4 separate regions of the Mus musculus genome follow, and all the other regions are linked to region 1. The links are chromatin loops, found by intact Hi-C in ENCODE. Cell type or tissue: heart. All regions are shown on one strand.

Evidence for each region. Peaks named below come from ENCODE experiments on the same cell type or tissue, not always from the same donor. Only the 100,000 strongest peaks of a DNase experiment are listed, where the experiment ranks them.
Region 2: it touches region 1 in a loop (2.8-fold over the local background); 13 of 42 quality-filtered maps call a loop at or near these places.
Region 3: a loop joins it to region 1, with 7 times the contacts of the local background. A loop is called at or near these places in 2 of 42 quality-filtered maps.
Region 4: a loop joins it to region 1, with 3 times the contacts of the local background. A loop is called at or near these places in 6 of 42 quality-filtered maps.

The regions. Positions count from the first base shown.
Region 1 is chr10:96,617,537-96,620,036 of GRCm38, reverse strand. Btg1 (BTG anti-proliferation factor 1) reads right to left here. Exons shown (of 2, transcript NM_007569.2): 2 at 1-1,761. The coding sequence ends at 1,394. Among named protein-coding and RNA genes, the nearest start is that of Btg1, 1.8 kb to the right of the region's middle. In heart, a CTCF peak has its summit at 1,512 (motif pointing left); DNase peaks (open chromatin) are centred at 1,556, 2,126 and 2,286; H3K4me3 peaks cover 2,069 bases; H3K27ac peaks cover 1,249 bases.
Region 2 is chr10:96,331,935-96,334,434 of GRCm38, reverse strand. All of the region lies in intron 2 of Gm33782 (a long non-coding RNA gene), which reads right to left. Among named protein-coding and RNA genes, the nearest start is that of Gm33782, 24 kb to the right of the region's middle. In heart, CTCF peaks have their summits at 1,019 (motif pointing left) and 1,565; DNase peaks (open chromatin) are centred at 1,004 and 1,444.
Region 3 is chr10:95,562,759-95,565,258 of GRCm38, reverse strand. Nudt4 (nudix (nucleoside diphosphate linked moiety X)-type motif 4) reads left to right here and starts at 1,113. Exons shown (of 5, transcript NM_027722.5): 1 at 1,113-1,597. The coding sequence starts at 1,502. In heart, a CTCF peak has its summit at 1,154; DNase peaks (open chromatin) are centred at 1,008 and 1,598; H3K4me3 peaks cover 2,181 bases; H3K27ac peaks cover 2,300 bases.
Region 4 is chr10:96,750,037-96,752,536 of GRCm38, reverse strand. No RefSeq gene overlaps it. Among named protein-coding and RNA genes, the nearest start is that of Gm33897, 36 kb to the right of the region's middle. In heart, a CTCF peak has its summit at 1,447; DNase peaks (open chromatin) are centred at 806 and 1,446; H3K4me3 peaks cover 813 bases; H3K27ac peaks cover 1,769 bases.

The DNA.
Region 1 (2,500 bases):
GTGATAAGCCTGTTCTTTAAGGCTATAGGTCACCTGCCCCAGGATTTTCTAAAGGAACAAATCCAAGGGGGCAAAAGAACTGTTTCTCAAAGGAGGGCCAGAGAGGATTGTTATCTTCACTTCCCCAGGAAGCAGTGACTGGGATCCTTTGGGCATCGCCACTTTTGGAAGATGTTACCTCTGTCTTTATCCTCATGAGATCATTAGCTTGTGAATGTGTCCATGCTTTTAACCTGAGTTAAAAAATCTAAAAGCCTTCCTCTAGTTCCTTCTGATTAGTTTCTAATTACACCTCTCCCAATGTGTTTGTGTGACCAGTGTGCAAGTGACATCCACACAGCTTACAAATCTAAGACGTCTGAGAAAAATATTTTGTAGCTGAACCTCTGTAATCATGACAAGAGATTGATTAAAATGCCAAGATAAGAAACAATTTATTATAGAGAGAAGAAAAATTTCTCATCCAAAATATAGAAATCTGTACAACTTTGCCACAATCAATATACATGAACTGTACAAATTTACACCAGTTCATAATTTACCAAATAAAAGATGACTAACAAAGTTCACAAAATAGATGGTGGTTTGTGGGAAAGACTCTTACCCAATTGAGTACAAGGAAAGTTACAAACCAGACCTCCACTTTCTAAAAATAAGAAGTTTACTCCACTCAGTCTTAGAAAACTACAAGCTAGCAAATGTACAGAGAGCTGGCTGGTGCTAACAACCACAGTTGAGACAGTGTCTTTTTGAAGGGTCTTTTCAAAGCCTGCTGCCATGGCAGAGCCTGGTCGCTCCCTACTCTCAACGCCAAAAACACAAGGTCTGACCATTTCCCCCAGGTCATGCGTACTAAGTTTGTCTTTATGTACATTTATACATTTTAAGTGCTAGGTAAAAGTCTCCGTGTAAAAATTTTTCCAGTACTACCATGCTTAAAACATTGAGCTTTCCTATTGAGCTGCCAAAAAAGTTACTGAGAACTTTCAAGTGTAATAGTGCAAATTCCCCTGCAAGGTTGACTGCGAAAGAGGGTTCTTTGAAAGACAGAATTTCCTTAAAGGGACTGCTGTGACAAATTGGGTATAAGGTCTGGGAGAAACTGAAACCACCCTTCGACTTCACTCCCTAGCAAATAAAGTGATCCTTTCCTTGGACTCACAGGCTATTTAAATCACTGAAAGGTACTGTCCAAACTATGGCACTGTCACTAAATTAAAAAAAAAAAAAAAGAAAGAAATAAAAAAATTATTACCACTCTATCTTGTGCCAGATCTTCACAGCTGTGACATGGTTTAAATTCCATAATCCATCCCCAAGAGGAGCCCACCCAAAGCAAAAAAAATCAAATTCATCCATCCATTATAAGATGATCCATCCAATAGACTATATCTTAACCTGATACAGTCATCATATTGTAGTTTTTGGAAGGGCTTGTTCTGCCCAAGAGAAGTTCCTCCTTACAGCTGATTCTGCTGTCTACCATTTGCACGTTGGTGCTGTTTTGAGTGCTACCTCCTGCTGGTGAGGCTTCGTACAGCACGCAGATGGAGCCATCCTCTCCAATCCGGTAGGACACTTCGTAGGGGTCAACCCAGAGTGTGAGTTCACTTGGGAGAAGCCTGAACAACTCCTGACTGCTCAGTCCAATCCGCTGGGCTGCCTGTCCAATCAGAGGATCCATCTTATGGTTGATGCGAATACAACGGTAACCTGATCCCTTGCACGGCTTTTCTGGGAACCAGTGATGTTTGTAATGTTCTGTGGAAGAAAAGAACAGAGAAACAATGCTCAGGACGGTAGTCAACGCAGCCGTACCGTAGCGTACTTTCCTCCTCCTGCTGCTAGCTTCTTAGCGAAGCGAAAATGAAAACCACCAACTTTCACAAATGTCCGGGACCGAATTCGCTGTCGTGAGACAGAATAGAGAAAGCAAAGACACTGTGGCAAACACTGTCCGGGTACTGACCGGTTGAGCCGCCAAAACAGGAATCCCGCGCGCAGCCCTGGATGGCCAACTAGCTGGATGGCACAGGCAAGCGGGCGGGAACCTGTTTACTTTCTCCACCCCAACGGGGTCCCATACAATAGACTTTATGGAACTGGTGGGGGGTGGGGGCAAGACAACGCCACTATGGCCAGTTAACCCCAAAGGGAAGAAAACCCAAGAAACCTTAAACCAAGATCTGGGTTGGGTTGTAATTGTACCGGTGACAAATCCGATGATTAATGGGCAAGAGGCACAGGAGGTGCGGAGACCTGGCACGTCCGTCCCGGGCCGGCTCCGAAACACAGAGGCGACAAGCCACCCAGGGGCTCAGCCGCAGACTCTCGCAACGGTCGCGGCGACCCGGCAGAGGAGACCGACGGGACTCCGGGCCCTGGGTCTTTTGTCCCCCGCGACCGGCCGGTAGCCGTCGGGGCGCAGCTCCGCGTCGCCCCGCTTCGGATCCTTTGTTGTGCGTGTCGCGGCGCCCCGCCGCCCAGCTCCCCCCCCCTC
Region 2 (2,500 bases), 290 kb after region 1:
CTTTGTCTAGAATCTTTTGAAGCAATCCATGAATAACAACTCATTTCAATTTCATAATGACTCCGAGGTCTTACCAGCTGTTGCCGCGCCTGTCTTACAGACTAACAAACAGACGCAAAGACACAAAGCCATTCGATTCAAGTCTGGCAGGTGTGAGACATAGATCCAGGGCTCACGTACTACAGCTAGTTCAGGGTCCTGGAATCCACTCTGTTATGTCCTGCGGAGCGGCCAGGAGCTTGACTGAGAGGCAAAAACAGCTAGCATCCTCAGGCTCTGCTCTCCAAGAACACACTGAAGATCACTGAAGGGCTAGCAAGCCCTCTACGTGGGCTAGCATGGAACAGAGAGGTCTCAACAATTTGAAGGAACATCAGGAAGTGTAAACCACCCCCCAACCTTCTGTAAGCATTCCTACCACACCCCACTAAGGTGGAGGGGGGCGGGGGCTGGAGGCAAGGAAGGGAAATCATACCAATACATGCCTGCTCCAGATCCAATCTTCCAGAAACAGTCCAAAGGAACACCCTGGGCATGTTCAAGACTTGATTTATTTAGTAGCTAACAGCGTAACTGCCAACTACAATCTTCAAACTAGCTTTACCCACTGCCCCACCCATCCATCAGACCTTGCCATTCCCACAGGCAGTGAGAAGGACCAGGTATGTTCATGTGTAGATTTCTCTGCTTGCTAAAACCCCCCAGGCTTTCCTTTGTTCTCAGGACATGCAAGTGGCCACCTGTATACCTGTGTTCTGGACTGTACGTAATCCTGCTGTCAGCTCCCAAATAAAACTCCCTTATTGATTGACTTTTGACAATTCCAGTCATTTTGTTTGTTTGTTTTGTTCTGTTTCGTCGTCCCCCACCCCCACCCCATTTCCTTCCCTTAAGGCAGCTCGAGGTAATAAAGGAACTGCCTGGTCTTGATCACGAGGTCCTCTTGCCTCAGCCTCCAAGTCCAGGATGACTACAGTGCCTAGGGGCATCTCTGCGATTTCAATCTGCCCTCTACAGGCCACAAGGAATACCCTAAAAGAATGATCTGCCACCAAGCTTCTGGTTCTCCCATGGCACTTGCACCACAAACACAGTGATTCCCAAGCTGGTGGCCACCTTACGACACTGTTCTGTCACTTGCATAAATGTCTTTTTGGTGTGTTGTCAGGCAAATACCTGACACTTGGCACTCTGAAAATTCCTAAAACACCACATACTGCAAAGTCAATGATTTGACCAGCTGTGAGCCCGCTTGCAACCCAAACCGGCAGGACTAGAAACAAATCGCACTGCTTCATGCTACAGAGCCATCTTTCCTAAGGGTGGGTGCGGTCTTGTGATCCTTGTGTCCAGTCCAGTTTCTCATATGTGTATTGTGACTTCTGCTTGTGCAAAACAGGACGTTGCTTAACCAGGCCCTTATGGGAGGAAATACAGCCCAGCAAGCAGAACAATGATTTGAAAGTCCTGAGTTCTATTTTCAGATCTGCTGTTGACTGGCTGTGCAGTCAGCCCTACGAAGGTCATTAGCAAAATGGCCTTGCCCTGTTGGCGGTCTCTGTATTCGCAGCTCTGGACGGGAAACAAATCAGGGAGCTGGCACTCAGCCTTGAGGAACTAGAGTCTTAGGAGAATAGATGTATCGTCAGGCTTTGTCTTCATTCTTAAAGCAAAAGCACAGAACAAAGCCTCTGGGGTGGGGGAAAGGAGCTGGAGTAGAATTCAGAGAGGAACCTGATAACCTTTCCAATACCAGAGACGTGAAGGGATGGCATGAGCGTTCAGGTCAAAGGCAGCTCTTTGGCACATGCTGAATCTCCTGTGTGGGATACGGAAGAGACAAAGGAACCTGAGCTTTGACAGACTTCTGTGAACTGAGTCAAAAACAGATATCCAGAGTGCTGCCTGGTAGGGAACAGGCTGAGGACTGGAAGGGTCTGTGGAGAACCAGAAAGCTTATAGCCCCTTCTAAAGAGTCTGCACCAGCTCTTTGTCCCTCAGATAAGCCAGTGACAAGGTCCTGAAGTGCTAGTGTTTTAAGAGGCACTGCACACTACCATTTTTATCAGGACTTCCCTTTTCTTTAAATGAAGATCCATCCAAGTTTTAAAGTGATAGCGGGCAGGTAAAAATGTGTGTGTAACTTGAACAAAGCCCTTTCCACATCTCTTTAACATGTCCATGGATGGGATTTCATAAGAGTTGAATTATTGTTTTCTGATAATGGAGCTATTCCTTTAAACAGAAGGGAATGAGCAGTCTAGAATGCGCGAGTGTTTAAAAAAATCCCAGTGCACGGGGCTGGGGAGATGGCTTAGTTGTTAAAGTGCTGGCTGGGGAGATGGCTTAGTTGTTAAAGTGCTTGCTATACAAGCAAGCGGACTTGAGTTTGGATGCCTAGAGCCCCTGTGAGAAGTGATAAGACAGTTGCCTTAGAGTTAATCTTGCTTTGGTGAAACACTACCACCAAAAGCAACTCGGGGAGGAAAGGGTTTATTTG
Region 3 (2,500 bases), 1.1 Mb after region 1:
AATCCTTCTGTTTTGGGCTCTCAAGTGCTGGGATCACATACCTGGGATTCCACACCTGATTTGGATTAGGGGTTTTCTTGAATTCCAGTGATGTCAGGTCTCCTACTTTTTTTCTTTTTCTTTCTTTTCTTTCTTTCTTTCTTTCTTTCTTTCTTTCTTTCTTTTTTTTTTTTTTTTTTTTGGTTTATGGTTTTAGGTTTTCGAGACAGAGTTTCCTCTGTATAGCCCTGGCTGTCCTGGAACTCACTCTGTAGACCAGGTTGGCCTTGAACTCAGAAATCTGCCTGCCTCTGGCTCCCAAGTGCTGGGATTAAAGGCGTGCACCACCACTGCCCACCGGTCTCCTACTTTCTATCTTGGCTCTTCAATAGCACTGAAATATTGGGAGTTGTTCCAAGTGCCTAAAACTGTAAGCTTCCAGACAACAAACATCCCACTGATTTACTGCTATGGCCTTACTTAGAATGAGATACACACAGAATAACAGCCATAACCAGTGTTCATGAATGCACTCTGGAGGGTCAGCGGAGGTGGGGATGCCACAACACAGACAACTGGCTATAGTCCACTTCAAAGCCTCAGCTGACTCTTCAAGAGCACATAAAAGCACTCTCATCGAAACAGAGGAAGTGGGGAGAGGGAGAAGGAAGGGGAGAGGAGAGAGAGAACTCAATGAATTTAACCTTCCTAGCCTTCACAAGCAATGCTAACCGCGATGCTTCAGTAGTCCTGCCATGGCTCCGGGGACCTTGGCTCCAGGACCCAGTACTGGGGTCCGTCCCTAAAGGGAACTCTATCGGACCTCTAAAACGGAGAACGAGGAGGTCTCTGCTCGCTTCCCTTCCCTGGCCTTGTACAAAGCGCACCCCCCCCCCCAAAAAAAAAAGGCCTCTGGAGCACTCGCCCGCGGGCAGGGCAGAGCTGGCGGAGCCCTAGACTTAGGCCTCGAGCCCCGCCCCCCGGCTGGTCGAAGCCGCGCCCCCAGCTCCCCACCCTACCCCCGCCCGGCAACGGTCCTGGCGCGCAGGCGCACTGGCGCGCCCAAAGGAGGGAGCGCGCCGGCGCGCGCGCGCGGGAGCCCCGCTTAAATGCGGGCGAAGGGGGCGGCGCGCATCCTCGGCGTCTCTGCCCGGTCTGCACCGTCGCTTCCAACTGTCTCCGCGTGGCACGAGCCACGAGCCGCGCTCTTCCCCCGGCGGCGGCGGCGGCGGCGGGTGCAAGCAAGGAGTGGCTGCGAGCGGCGGCGGGCTCCATGGAGAGCGGCGGGCGCCGGAGCAGAGGCGGCGCTTCCACCGCTGCGCCCGGACTGCAGTGACCCGCGTTCCGCCCCGCGTCCCGGCGGCCGCCCGGCCTCGCCGTCCGTGTCCGTGCCGCCGCCGCCGCCCGTCCCACCGGCGCCCGAGCATCGCGACTTCCTTCGGCCCGACTCCCCGGCGGGGTGGCGGCGGCCGGGTCCCCACGGTGGCGGCCGGAGCAGCGGCTGCAGGAGCCCGGCTCTAGGATGAAGTTCAAGCCCAACCAGACGCGGACGTACGACCGCGAGGGCTTCAAGAAGAGGGCGGCCTGCCTGTGCTTCCGCAGCGAGCAGGAGGACGAGGTAAGCGCGGGGACAAAGGCTGGCGACCGGGCTTCATCCCGCACCCCCCTGCACCGCCCGGGCCTGCGGGTCACCGGCAACCCCCACGCCCGGAGCTGGAGATCGGCCTCCGGGGTTCGCCAGCCTGCCTTTTAGACCTCCCATTAGGTCGCAAGCTGTTGGCTTCATTACGTAGATACCTCCTTTTGCAAAGCGGACTCCGCTTTTAAAGTTTTTCTGACGACCGAAAGATGGCCAGCGAGAGATGTGGAATGACGCCAGAAGGGACAAGATAGGCCAGGAACGGGGCGAAGTTGCCCTTTTCAGCCCGGCCATCTCTCGCTCTTCTGGTTTCTCAAGGCTGTTCTGCGGTGTGACTTGACATCTGGGAAGGAGCGGCGTGTGATTTTACCCGACCCTTCGCCCTGCTTTGGACGGATAGGGACCTTTGGAGTAATCTCTGGGAGAGCCTATTTTATTTCACTTCAGTTCTATTCGGTTTTAAAATGATTCCGTTTTCATCCTGCTCTGGATAGTTCAGTCACTTGGTAGCTGGGGGAAATCTTGTAGCGCTGCCACGCCTAAAATGAACTGATAGAGGAAAAAAAGTTAGCGTTCTGAGTTCTGCTTCTGTAGCCGCGTCCAGGGAAGCACCAAGCATAAAACTGGAGATGGGATCTAATGGCTTCCTTATTGCTAGCCCCTGAAGTTATGATAAGTATGACAGCGTACACTCAGTGGTGGTTAACAGATAGCCGCGTGCTTGAAAGTTAGGATCTTTAAACCGCTTTTGCTTTTTATTTATTTATTTTAAAGGTTGATTTGAAAGCTTCTAAGTGTTAAACCCAAATCCCGAAGGAACTTCTAGAGAAAGGTCTTTGAGCTGAGTCTACTTAGAAGAGAACGGAATATAGGACCTTTTAA
Region 4 (2,500 bases), 130 kb before region 1:
CAATGTAAGAAAATTAAGAACTTATTTTCATTCAATTTAAAACATGAAAGATGGTCCTGAATCAAAACAATGGGTCTCTGGGCTCAAATTATATGGTGTGTGTGTGTGTTTTATGTAGATTATCTCATGGTTGTGGAGCATACACTTTCCTGACTAAGCCATCTTCCCAACTCTTGATACCTTATTTTAACAGTTACTTTCCTCTGAGTATGTAGGAGAGCACTGAATGGCAAACCAGATCTTTTTTATGCTACAAATACTTCTTGAGTGCTGCCCCTCTGCTGGGCTCTGAGTTTTGAGCAAGTCTTCCACAGAGAGGAAAACACAAAGATACTCACACTCATGGACAGTGAGCATGGACTTCAGAATCGGTGTGAAAAATAATAAACATAAATACAGCAGAAAGACAGGTGTGGCTGCCCACAGGGGGACGGCAGTGTGTGGGAGAAGACAGCAGGCTGTCCTTTAAAATGGCCGAGTAATGTTCACCATCAGCAGAATGTGACCACACCACCACCTACCAAATAGCAAATCCTGGGTTTTTATGGTTCTCTTGTCACTACAAGCAGCCTTTCGTCCTTGAAAGGGAACACGGGATGTCTTGTGTCGGGTGTTCTATTTAAGTGCATAAAAAGAAATGTTATTCTTTCAAAGCCATTCTGCCCTTCCCTTCCTCTTACTGGGTGAAAATGCTGAAGGCTTGGCAGCTGGAACAATGCAGGGATGGGAGAGGGGAGAGGAAGGAAACACAGCTTCGCTCTGCGGGAGACTGAACAAGGGTGAAGCTGCGGCCCCGCCCCTTGGGTCCCTGGGCGCCCCGCCCTCCTGGTCCCCTGGGATGCCTGCTGAAGGGAAGGAAGAGGAAGTGCCTGCCTGCCTGCCAGACACTGCCTCCCCCTCTGAAAGTAGAGTTTACTTTTCTCAAGAGCTAATAATGTCCTATTACCATAGATTTGGATTTCGCTCAGATTCAAAAAGGAGAGCAAGGCGTTCTTCTTCAAATGTGAAGTGTTTCTAGACTTTTAGAGAAAAAAAAAAAAGGCATCCACATAAAGGCTACTGTTTTGTATATAACATCTTTCCTGGGTATTCCAGAAAAGAAACAACGTGATAAAAAGAAGCATTGCTACACAGGTTTCCTGTGAACGTTGATTGGTTTTAAGAGCTTAGGGGAAAAAAGGAGAGAAACAAGAAGAAATGATTTCAACAAACTAAGAAAAACGCTCCAGTAAACGCACTATGAAAATAGGCAGAAATGAAATCTGGTTCTTGGTAATAATATTATTAATTTAAGATATCCTTAAGCAACAAGTTCCTTCAAAACATTATGTAAGCTTAGCGTTAGGAGGACTAATAAAAACAATCCTACGGAAGACCAGAAGAGGTGGAGGGTCAAGTCTGCTTGCCTGGAAAGGCTAGCAAGCAGTTCCCACATTCTGCCACCAGCAATGACATAATTGTCTGGGATGACTCACGCTACCAGCTACTGTGCAGTGCTTTTCCAGAAAGAACCTGAGCAAACCTTTGCCGCATGGGAGAGAGACTATTCTCTTCTTATTCAATAGATAAGAGGAATGATCAGACTGGAAGTGATTTATGCAAGGCGAGTAAGGCTGGATTTGAAATCCTCAGCCCTTTCTCCCTTACTTTTCCTGTATGTTCCTGTCTCCATACTCTCTTCAAAGAGTATGTACTTGTCTTATGACAGAATAATTCTTTTGTAGAATCCGAACGTTGTATGTTTACTCTACTGAACTGATTTCTTAAGCCACTTACTCTAATTCTCAGGATAAAGTCCCCTAAGAACTATGAGGAGGTCTGAGTCCTGGGGGGGGGGGGGGGGTGTCTGTGCTACGTTCCTTGACTAAACCAGACTGGAGGACATCTAGTAGTGAAGCAGTAGAAACTAAACCTCATCTTCGCCCTGCCTCATTCACACCCCTCTAAGAGTTCTCTGAAACATAAGGGGTAACAAATCAAAAGGGCTAAATCAAAGCCAGCATTTTGTAGACTAGGTAATTAGGGATGAGAATTTAACAAGTTCCTTCACTCTATTCTGACTTTGATATTCCTTTGGAAAAACAGAGGGGGAGGCAGTCAGAGTTTAGGGAAAATGGTTTCTTCCTTTGTATGCAAAATATTTAAATGAGTATATACTATACATAATCATATTAGTGAACATCTAGAGTTATAAGGCAAAGTCATTGGAGAACGGGAAATTATTTTTCATCATAAAATATCTATCGTCACTGCATTCCTTTGTAAAGTAACTTGCCTGAGACTGTGGGATACCATTTTTTTTTTTCTGTCCAAGCCAAAGAAGACAAGTACTGGGAAATGCAGTACACAAGTGCACAGGGTCAGAACAGTCTGAGCATTCGGGTCAGGCCCTCCCAAGGCCTCTTTCCCAAAATAGCATCTCCTTTTACTTAAATCAAATGTGTTCACTCTTTTAAAAGATATGTATGCTATTGACTTTTCCGTTGATGGGATAAAAGCA